2 separate regions of the Mus musculus genome follow, and region 2 is linked to region 1. A link is a contact called in ENCODE POLR2A ChIA-PET data. All regions are on one chromosome and are shown on one strand. The core of a region is the stretch at or near the end of the contact, and the rest is flanking DNA. Distances in the headings are between cores, read along the strand shown. Region 1 holds the start of A330035P11Rik (RIKEN cDNA A330035P11 gene). Region 2 overlaps Ubac2 (ubiquitin associated domain containing 2).

Region 1 (5,747 bases), core at 1,186-3,685:
GGGATGACCAAGTCCTGGGGACAGAGTTCTCATGAATGGTTTAGTGTTCTCAAAAAATAGGCTAAAGAAGCTCTTTCATCCCTCCCACCACATGAGGCATACATACACATGGACGAGGAAGAAAATGAATCCTCACCAGACCCTAAATCTGTGAGCACCTAAAACTTTGATTTCTCAGCCTCCCAAACTGTGAGGTAAATTTCTGTTTGGAAAAGAGGGAAGGGATGTTTGTAAAGTTACCATCTTGACCGCAGGAATAAAAATTTAAACTGTTTACTAAGCAGAATAGCTCCCTACTGAGAGAAAAGGGAAGATGTCTAAGTCTCCACGCCAGCTAGTTAGAGAAGAGCCTAGGGACATTTGCCCTCTTCCTACTGCTAACGGAGTAGCTGAGAACAAGGACAGCAAGCCAACATCCAGAATATGATCTGTCTTGCCTGTTTCATCCCCACACCTATCTAAGTCAAACCCTCAAAGGATCAGAAACTTCAAAAGGACACTTAAAGACCTTGTGAGACAACACAAATCACCCACAAATCCACTCACACTTCTCTCTAAAGTCCGTGTCCAGTGTCACATCTCTGCTGCTTCTCCAGAAGACTCTAATCCACAAACATTTCCTCATCTATGCTCTCTAGGTATGTGGACCATACCTTTCGTAACATCAGATTTTATTAATAAGCCTCTGTTCTCCAGTGGCTGATGGAGGAGCCAGGAATGTATTTCTCTAAGAAATTACGAATACAACACACATTCACTGTTCATTTACAGACCAAGTACTTGTTTATAAAGGTTGGCTTCTGAAATATTTAACAGAAAAATTCAGTGTGCCTGTAAGACTGGATCTCACTTTAGGTCAGAACTCTCTAGAAGGAGGCAGAAGTTCCTGCTTTTCCGGGTACCACAGTTAATGGACTGTGTGCCTGGGTGAATCTTACCGATTGGTAGGCATTATTGAACCCTCTACGACTTACGTGTCATAGATACACGTTTGTTTCTTTCTAAAACTGTAGTGACCATGTTAACGCCACACAGGATAGCCCACAAACCTAAAGAGAAGCTGCAAAATGCCATGAAAACTTTAATAGCCTCCCTAATACTCTAAAACAACCTCAAAATTCACAACTGTGGTATAGCTAAGAGTCATAAAATAAACACCAGCTTAAAATTTTAGTAAATAAAAAGTGTAAACGTTTTCTTAACCATTATTTGAAGTATTAAAATTAACGGTTTCTGAGAGGCCCTGGATCCTCCAAATGGTTAAGTTTTAGTAACTTTACGAAATAATGGTGTATTGTGATGCTCTACACCTGATACCTAAAAGCTGCTTTCAGCTGGTAAACTGAAAAACGTGTGGGCGGATGGCCTACGAAACCAACATTTTCAAGGCAGGTTCTTTCTCCCGCTCTCTGCTGCTTTTTAAGTGTTTAAAGCCATCGCGGAGAAACCCATTTGGGGGTCTCTTAAAAATTTTATAGCTTAAAAAAAAATTTAAAGGCCAGGGACTAAACTTAACTACAACTAGTCTTTATTAACGCGGTTTTCAAGGAGGGTTAGAATGCGTCACAATCCACAGGTTAAATGATCAACTAGTATTCTTGAAGTTCGGTATCAAAGTCCTAGAGAGAATAAGCCGTCATGACCAGGAGTTCTAGGAAAGTGCAATAAAACAGTGAGCTACGAAATTAAGTTACTGGAAGTTGTCGCTCGGCTGGGAGCGCCCCGTGTGGGCATCGGGTCACCGCGTACCTGCGTGCAGGCCAGTCCAAGGGCGCTCCGCAAGCCGCCGGGGTCCGGGCAAAGCGCCCCGAGCTGCAGCGACGAGCCCGCGGGGACCACCCGGGGTCCGCAGGCCCCCGTCCCGTCGCGGCTCGAAATGCGACCCCACCCACAGCTACGCCCCTTCCCGCTCCTTGACCCCGCTCCTAGACCCCGCTCCCACCGCGGCGCGCAGCCCGACAGGCCTCCCCCACCTTGCACTCGTTGCTCTTCTCTTCGGCGCAGAAGTTGACCGGCGCCAGGCCGGGCAGGTAGAAGGCGCTTCCCGGGCGCGGGCCTGGGACCGTCCCTAGCAGGAGCAGCGACAGCAGCAGCAACCTGGAGCCTTGCGCTGGCGGCGACGCTGGCGGCCTGGAGCTCATGCCGGCGGCTGTGAGAGGCGAGCGGCCGAGCCGAGGGGGACGGCGAGGAAGGAGGGGTCCGGGGCGCTCGGAGATCACCTCAAGGCCCGAGCGCAGAGAAGGCCGGCCCGCAACGGCTAGTTCCGGTTACGCTAGGAGACACCGCGGGCCCCGCGACAGAAACCGAAGCGGGCCTCCACGGAGCATGCGCGGGGCCGCACGCACATGCTCAGTGCCGGCGCCGCAAGCGCAGCGGGCTCTTTCCGGGCGGGGCGGCCAAGAGATCCGCGTTCCGGGATCTGGGTGACTTCCGCCTGCGCGCTTCCGGCACCCACAGTCGGGTTCCAGGTTCCACCGTGGCGCTCCAGAGCGCCGCGCTTCTCGGGCGCACCTCTTCTCTGCCCTCTGTCACCTCATACCCGTCAGTCCGCTCAGGACTGATGAACCAAGTACTTTCTGATGGAGACCGAGTTGGTCGATGAGGCAGAGCTCAGGGGTTACCTAGTTGGGGCCAGGGTAAGGGAACAAATGGAAAGAGCGGTTCGTAAATCTTTAAACAGCTCTTAGAGGTTATTTGCAAGAATAATTCCTAAGCATCGGAAATGCTGGGACATTCTTGTGTGGGAGAAGTGTGCACACAACAAACATATCTTTCAGAAAGTCGAAATGAGATAGATGAGAGAGGGTAGTAAATATAAAGTAGCAATGGCAGGTTGCAATGAAGATACCGGGGCTTAGTTAAGCAAAGCAGTCGTGTTAAGGAAGACTATTACGGCATTATTACTCTTCGACAAGGTGCATAGCTTTTCCCATTGATAATGGGAAATGGTTATGTCTCTGTGTTAGTGCGCAAGCATTATGCTCAAGGAGGAGAAAAGTTTAGCATAAAAAGCCCATGGAGTTTTAGACTTCAACCGAATTCTTCCCCAAGTGCATCATCTTAGAATATAAAACACAGTCCTGGATGACTGTAACCCCCAAATTCAAGAAAAGGCAAATTCAGAAAATAGGTAAATTCAAAAAAGTTTGTAGTCTCATGCTATTAAATTTTTTCTGTGTGCTCATATATTGCTCCCTTCCCCAAAGTTTACAACTAACCAGATTTTCAATGGCTCTAGCACCTACAGAAAGAACTACTGACATACCTAAAAAGAGCTTTAACATCAAAGGTAATTTGTACTGGCTGAGCGTCCTGGCTTTGGAACATTGTGATCTAGCGATGTGCCTCTGGGCATGGGTTCATCACTGGAGAAATGAAAGTTAGAAGAGAAGACAAGGGTGCTCACCCTCTCAAAGAGTGGTAAAGATTAAGTTAAAAAATACTATATCACAAAAAAATAGGTGATATAGTAGTTGTCCCAGGCGGTCCTGACCACTTTTATAACAAAAGGAGGCGTGTCCATCAGCGCACACCATCTCAAATACATGCACATACTGAACTTTGGGCTAAGTCAAGACAACGCCCTTTGTCGAAAAAGGAAGCAGCTGTCTCCAAATATAAAGAGGTAGGATTAACACCCCCCACACACCTTACCTATTTTTCTGATAATACCAAACTAGACCTTCACTGCCGTAGCTCCCGCTCCAACCTTGCCATTACTACTTTTTTCTACCTGTGACAATCTCACTGTCCATAGCTGGCATGCTGCTCGCTGTGCCACTGAGTTCTTTTGGTGGTCTCTAGGCTCCTACCTACCACGCTAGGCCACTCTGTAGGTCTCCCCAGCTTCTACTTGTGCTAAGAGGGATAATGTAGAATGTAGGTGTCCCCCATTTCCACCGCTGCTCCTCGGTGTCTACCAATTTCGGAAACGATCGTGTTTATTGTTCACTGTCTCACTTCCCAGGGCTGCAGGGGCCTGGTCTCTGCATCTTCCAACTCTACAGCAGGGCCTGGAGAGACGAAGGCGAAGCAAACTAGAAGTGCTCGCTCGGCCCTGGTCGCCGGAGGACACAGGTTCTAGACCTGAATTTAGGGTCGCAGACTTGCGGTGCTAACGCCTGAGGGTTCCCAGGGTTTCCCGCTCGCTTTCACAGACCACCACAAGCTTAAGACCGAGAATCACTTCCCAGGATGGCCTGGGATACTCAGTGATGAACCCACGGTGACCTGGTGCTTCCTGCCCCGAGACCTGACAGCCTCAACACTCTGGGTAAAGTAAATTAAAAACCCGGACAACTGGAGTCTTTGAGAATGAAAACGACATCGGGATTCCAGACAGCTGACTCGCTCAGAGCTCCAACTGGGTGTACGCACGGCGAGTAAAGCCAACTCCTACAACGACACGTCACCGTGCTGGGCCGCTTCTTGGCTGGTGGGCGGGGCGACCCCTACTTCCGGATCCGGCCTCTTCTGGGTAACGCCTCACCTGCGGTTCCCTAGGTTACCTGATGGCGGGAGGGGGCGGGGTGGGCGGGGGCGGGGCGAAGCTTTCCAACTCTGGGTAGCCAGCTCCTGGTTGGTGAGGCTCTTCCCGACTAGATTAAAGGGAAAAACGCAACTTTTTTCAGACTACTGATAACTCTGACTGGAGCAAAACCTGAGGAATATGTTTTTTTTCTATGTTCCACACGGCATTTGACAATTCGGAGAAGCTGAGGAAAGAGAGGGCTTTTTTGTTTGTTTTTTTTTCCAACAGGGTAGAGAAACCTGGCTGTCCTGGAACTCACGCTGTAGACCAGGATGGCCTCGAACTCAGTAATCCACCTGCCTCTGCCTCCCAAGTGCTGGGATTAAAGGCGTGCGCCACCACTGCCCAGCGAAAAGGGCTTCTTTGGTTTGGTTTGATTTTTGTTTTGTTTTTTTTGTTAACCATGGATATGGATGACGAAAACGGTCAGATGAGCAATGAACAATTCAATATACGCTGACCTTTATACTCAAAATGGTTAAGATGATAAATTTTATTATGTATGATTTGCCACAGTTAAAATCGAAAATTCTCCCCCCCCCACACACACTTTTCTGCTGAAATAATTTAGATGTCTGTTTTTCTGAATTTCTCACACTATATGAATGAGATGGCCAGATTTAACAAATATACAGGTACCCATTAATGTTTTAATTTCAGATGCTCAATCAAATAATACACAGGAAATACAAGTATATTACTTGGCCATCCTACACATGGGTGGAGGGTAAACTGATAGGAAAGTGCCTTATACTTGAAAAGAACGTGCATTGATTTTACTAGCTATGTGCCTGTAAATGAAAGAGTCTTTGAGATTTTCTTTAGAAGGGGAAAAAAAATCTAGATCTTCATTTCCTGATAGTATATCATCAATGACAGGTCAGAATATCATACCCAAAATATTCCATTTGGGCATAAAAGACAACACTGCGTTAAAGGCAGCAGAAAACTAGTGTGCACAAGATGGTCCTCTTTTGTGTCTAAGCAGAATAGAGATTTGCCTTTATAGAAGTAGGGGGAGAGCCTGCTGGGCGAGGCCTGCAACCCCATCTCCTTGGGAGGTTGAGACAAGGATCACAAGTTGAAGACCTGCCTAAGGTGCAGATCCCTGAGTCTGAGAACAGCTTGGGAAACGTAATGAAACTGTCTCAAGAAGTTTAAAAAAAAAGGAGGGAGTCTTAGTGTATAGTGTTGACCTAGCATGTGTTAGGTCCAT
Region 2 (5,747 bases), core at 2,079-4,578, 180 kb after region 1:
CAGATTAACAAAGATTCTTCTTAATAGAAATTAAAGGGGAGTCAACACATATTGGACCTACTAGGGTCTAGCTGGTCTAAGCAACATTTTAAGTAAACTAAGATGATCATTTCAAATGTGGAGGTCATGGTCACTCTATCTTGAGAAATCTCTCTTGTAAATGATCACCCTTCAAGCTATGATTATCTAGGTCAAGTTCACACCAGATAGATCAATACTTTAGAAAGTTAACTGTTGCTTTTTGTTAACTGTGCCCACAATACCCACTTCCCTTAAAAGTATTCCAACGGCTGATATTCAAACTGACCACAGATGAGGTAAGCAAAGCTCTCTGTGGCCTGTCGAGACAGCCTAATCCCCGACACTTTCAAGGCAGTTAACACCACCGCTTGATACCAACTCTGTCATCACAAGTAAACAGTCACAAAATTAAGAAAGGGATAGACGAAATATTGATGACTGATCCTTTTAAATATGTCCGATTGACCAGGCTGGTTTCCAAAACAGTTCTATGGGGTGAGTTCATTTCTTAACCGTCTGTGTTCTCTGTCCTCAAGCACTGGCTTTAAAACTGTGCGTCAGGCTGAGGTGAGGACTGTGAGAAACCTGACCTGCTCAAGACAACAGGGAAGGCCCAGCTGTGACCCTGGTGGTGAGGCAGATCTTGCTGAAACTGGGTGCTTTCACAAGTTAGCATCACGGTCCCTGAGTGTAGAGAAGGGGAGATGACTAGAACACAATTTGTGGAGAAATATGGCATATTCATTTGCTTCTCTGTTTGCTAAACAACATAACCAGAGGCAGCTGAGGAGGAAAGGATTTATTTGGCTTCTGCTGTCATGTCACAGACGTGAGGGAAGCCAGGGCGGGAACTGATGCAGCCTGCATGGAGGTACACTGCTTACTGACTTGCTCTCCAAGGCTTGCTCAACTTGTTTTATTCAGCCCCAGACCACCTGCCCAGGGGCAACACTGCTGAGGTGAGTGTCTCACAGGCCGACCTGATGGGAGCAGTCTTCCCCAGTGACTCCAGGTTGTGTAAAACAGACAGAAGCACATGAGGCATGAGTCTCCATGCCAGTGTGGCTAAGCAGGACTGCTGCTGAAGGAAGCTGTGTGAAGCACAAAGGACCCAGGACACAGGTTTGTGGAGGAAGACAGTGTCGGTGCCAGCACTGGGGCAGGATCCCAGCAACAGTGTCTCAGGCTCTCCTCCCTCCTGACTTTCTAGGAACCAGAGCGAGCAAGCGGACGGCTGCTGGCTGGACTGCAGCAGCAGTTCTATCCACAGCACCTCTGCAGCCACCTTGTTTATCTTTCTTACTGGAAGAGGAAGAGGAAGAGGAAAGGTTTCTTGGCGACCCTTTGAGACACAACCTGAGAACCAGACAATTATACCTCTCCCTAGAGGAGCTAAGACCTGCCCACTCAGGTAGTCTCCGCTTAGATCACAGCCTACCCCTTTAATTTGGATCCTCTGTGAGAAGCTGTTCTGAGCTGCGGTTTTACAGCTCTAATTCATGGTCCTAAGCAGTCCCTGGCTCCTGTTCTCGTAAGCAGGCTACACCTGTCTAAATCACACCATGCAAAAGAACGTGTAAAAGTCAGACCTTCCCCATTTGGGGGGTGGGGGCAGAGGGAGGGATATTCTCTCGAGACGCTCTTCCCCCAGACCCCCATGCACCCCTCACAGCAGCTTTCTCTCTTCACCCTTCCTGTGACCTGCATCCCTCAACAAACCTCTGCTCCAGACTCAAAGGGAAAACACTTTCCCTTGAGGAAATGCTTTCCCACCTGAAGGTCCAGCCATGATTCCCAAGCCCTGTCTCCTAGTAACCCTCACTCCTGAAGGGCTACTTAAGTGTGTGCTCCTTCCCACCAAACAGCGCTCGCTCTGCCCATTCCTCTCTTTAACGCTGACTTCCCTACTCTCCCTCTTCTGAGGGCGTCTCTCTTAAGCCTCATGGAAGCCTGTATTAAAATATCTTTAACAAAAATGTCAGCCATAACTCACTGTGTAAACTGGTCCTGGGATTCTTTTCAGCCTCCAAGCCATGAATCCTGTTTTGTTCTGAGCAGAGGCTCTACAAGTCCAAGGGGGCTCCTGAGCCTGATGAAGGCAGCAGCACGGAACTGAACCTCTGTCCTCTCATCACTGACAAAATGACCTTGAATAAAAATTCTGAGTACTTTGGAAGTAATCTTGTCAATGGAGAGAAAACTGATTTTACAATTGCCAGTGTTCTTAACCACAGTGGAAAACAATACAGCCAGGTAAGAAGAAGCCTTGCACTCACGGCCTTATCTGTCCGTTTCCCCCAACTCTCGAGAATGACATGGAGAGGGCTTCTCGAAAGGCACACACAACGACAAAGAGCCGCGAATAATAAAATTTTCCTGACTGGAAATCAGTAACTGGTCTTGCAGCAATGAAAACAGTTCAAGTGGACAACTGCACACCTCCCTCCAGCTATCAGAGTATTGAAATAATGTACCCCAAAGAACTACAAATCCCCAGGAACCTCATGCCAGGAGGATAAGGCAGCCGTGCCAGCCAGAGAAAGAACTTGTCTGCCAGGAAGATGGTTACACGGTGCTGACAACCTGCTACATGTCCTTGCAGGAGCCTGAAGCCCAGAGAGTGGTGCTGGGTGTGACAGCAGTGTGCAAGACTGCTCTCCGACATCAGTCTCCTGCCTCGGATTAAGCCTAAAGCTCAGTGCAATACCCAGACTGCCTTGTTCCTAGTTATTCCTCCCCCTAAAGCAGCACACTGGACTAATCTCCCTCTGCAGCTTTTCCCCAATACCTGTTTAATTGCTAAGGAGGAGAGGGCATACTGGGTATTAGGGCTTAGACACTAACAACTACAGTAACCATAGTGTCAATTCACGACTGAGACTCAAGCCTGTGAGAATAACAGCAGACCAGTTTTGCTGAGCTGGAAAAGCTCCTAGATTAACACTCAAACTACCCAGAGGCCCTGCAGGACCAGTGTCTTCTGGGACCATAAGAGGCAGCCAGAAACGAGAGATGGCTCTCATCTCTCTGCCTACTGACAGACTGTGGTGGAATAAGCAAATTCTTTTTAGTCTTTGTGCCATGTTCCTAGCAGAGAGCTCCTAAGCCCCTGGGATTTCCTTTGTGTAAGAAGTGGCTTCTCCCACACAGTCTGCCCCTTTCCACAGCTTCTGAATTGTGCTGCCAGGGTCCTTAGGGCAGAACCCTAGACAGCCTCAGAGGGAGCCAGAAAGACCAAGACAGTAGAGGGTGGGAACTTCCCTCCACCCATGTCCAGGAAGGGGTGGGAGGAGCTGGGGATCCTCCTGCATCACAGGTGCATGATCCACACCCAGATTTGCATGTGGCGCTTACAAAGCAAGCACTTTCCCAGTGGACCCATTTCTCCATCCCTGTCACTCCACTTTCTAACTAGATCTTAAATATGAACAGCCGAAGGCTCCGGTTATGCAAAACCCCTAATATCAAAATCAGAAAACAGCAAGTAGAAAGAATTCAAAAGAAACAAATTCTACAAAGCAATGAAATCTTGGGGGGAAACTGGAAGTTATTCCTCAGTGTTACAGGAAGATAAATCACCATGGCTATGAAACAAAAAACAAGACACCAAGAAAAATGTACAGTTGGGTAGTTAAAAGAGAGCTAGTTACAGTTAACACTGAGACAGCCAAAATATTTACTTAAATAAACAACAAGCCAACAGCAGAAGAGCTCAGTCTCTTGGTCAGTAAAAAAATGTGGACTACAATTATGGTACGTGGTGTGTCCCTTAGCCCGACAATGAGTAAAACGAAAAGGACTCTGACACTCTTGGAGGTGAGCTACCCTGTCAAAAGGATACTCCTACAACTCCAAGAAGAGGAACCAAGGCTTCCTACCCACAGCCACAAGAGTGAGTCACTCTGGAAAATGAGTCTTCAGGTAACTCTAGTCCCTGCTGACAGGAACAGGATCAATACTTTGCTCTGAAATTCCTGACCAACAAAAGATATGGCAGCAATCTTCAACAGCTAAGCACGATACCCTTCAACTCAGATTCCAACTCCAGACATCACCAAACAGAAGCATGTGTCTGTCCACAGCACAAGAGGTACAGGGGGCCATAGAAACTGGAGGAGTGTGGTGTCTTGACTTGCCACAATACTACACTACTAACGACGAGACTGACTAGAGCTACATTGGGCACCAAGGAAACAGCTAAACAAAGGACAGAAACAAACCAGACACAGCCTGTGCTTCACTATGTGTGGCTCAAACTGACAAACTAAACTGGGGTATTAAGTCAGGATCGTGTTGAAGAAGTAGCAACTGGGGGGGCAGCAAAAACGGGGCTTTCCAGGGGCAGGTGAGGCTTTACCTTGTCACACAGAAGGTGCTGAGTGAGGAAGACAGCTCTACTTTGAACCATATATTAAAAATTCAAAATAGAGCATAAACCCAAATGGCAAACCTAAAATAAAATTTCTAGAAGAAACCTACATAGGTCAGAGATTTCTCAAATACGCACAACATAGGAAGATTTTTCCAAAGAGTACACAGCATAGGCTATTTATAAACTGGTAGATTTTATTTCATTAGAGTATTTAACTACACTCTTCAAAGGTCACTATTATAAAAATCAACAGAGATAAACTTGGGGAAGTATCTGCTAAATGCACACCTAAAGAACTGGTATGAGAATACAAAGAACTCTCAAAGAACTCTTATAATAATAAGAAAGTCACAAATCTAAGTACAGGTGCACGGAGAGACTTGAAAATACACGAACAGCAGCTGAGCACATAAAAAGCAGCCAATGCCAGGCCTGATGGCACACGCCTTTAATCCCAGCACCTAGAAGACAGAGGCAGGTGGATTTCTGTACCTAGTCTACAAAGCAAGTCCAGGACAGCCAGCTAGACTACACAGGGAAACCCTCTCTAGTGGTTGGGGTCGGAGGAGCAGCTCAATACAGCACTGGATTAGGGAGATATAAATTAAAACATGGACACAACAAATACAGCATTATAATGTGTGTGTGTGTGTATGTGCGTGTGTGTGTGTGTAGATATCTGTATCTATATATCTGTATATCCATATATACTGATAGATAGATAGATAGATAGATAGATTGGTTTTTTTTTTTTACATAGATATGATCCACGGACTGAAGAGATGGCTCAGTGGTTAAGACCACTGGCTGCTCTTTCAGAGAACCTGGGTTCTGTTCTCAGTATCCACACAGTGGCTCACAACTGTCTACAACTCTAGTTCCAGAGGACATGATGCCCTCTTCTGGCCTCCACACGTGTGCTTGAATAACTGCAATGCACAGAACACGGAGATGGGCCCCTCCTCACCCTGGAGCAGTTCTAAAAACTGATTAGAACTCACTTTTCAAAGACCAATTCACCATAAAACATTAGCACATCTTCTAGGTTGTTTTCTCAGTTAAAGCACGCAGTGGAATAAAAATCACTTTCATGAATCAACTTCCTGTTCCTTATTTTTATCCTTCCTTAGAACTCACGTGCACATTTGCACCGCCAGCCATCAAGTCCCCCAACGCGTAGTTTCCTACTTCCTTCCTCTGAGCTCTGAGAATATTTACTTATTGTTGACAACTACACCATTTGTCGAAGGAATGACAAGATAAGGACTGAGCTTCCACCTTATCTGCACTCAATACTAGCCACAGACACGACATGGGAAGACAACTGCTAAAGCGTGTGCTGTAGGGTAGTGGC

Evidence for each region. ChIA-PET counts read pairs that join two places held with the same protein, here RNA polymerase II (POLR2A).
Region 2: POLR2A ChIA-PET joins it to region 1 with 14 read pairs in embryonic stem cell. The contact joins the enhancer-like site here to the promoter of A330035P11Rik in region 1. POLR2A ChIA-PET finds 5 or more read pairs at or near these places in 4 of 5 experiments (Patski and embryonic stem cell).

Annotation. Positions count from the first base shown.
Region 1 is chr14:122,103,662-122,109,408 of GRCm38, reverse strand. It overlaps A330035P11Rik (RIKEN cDNA A330035P11 gene), which reads left to right and starts at 2,435. Exons shown (of 4, transcript NR_015586.3): 1 at 2,435-3,625; 2 at 3,968-4,477. Tm9sf2 (transmembrane 9 superfamily member 2) reads right to left here and starts at 2,327. Exons shown (of 17, transcript NM_080556.3): 1 at 1,974-2,327. The coding sequence starts at 2,141.
Region 2 is chr14:121,929,317-121,935,063 of GRCm38, reverse strand. The region is part of intron 4 of Ubac2 (ubiquitin associated domain containing 2); the gene reads right to left. Gm46485 (a long non-coding RNA gene) reads right to left here. Exons shown (of 2, transcript XR_001781471.2): 2 at 806-5,747. Among named protein-coding and RNA genes, the nearest start is that of Gpr18, 16 kb to the right of the region's middle. Within about 2 kb of position 3,328, at least 1 of the 3 ENCODE cell types and tissues checked has a DNase peak (open chromatin) inside an H3K27ac peak, as active enhancers do.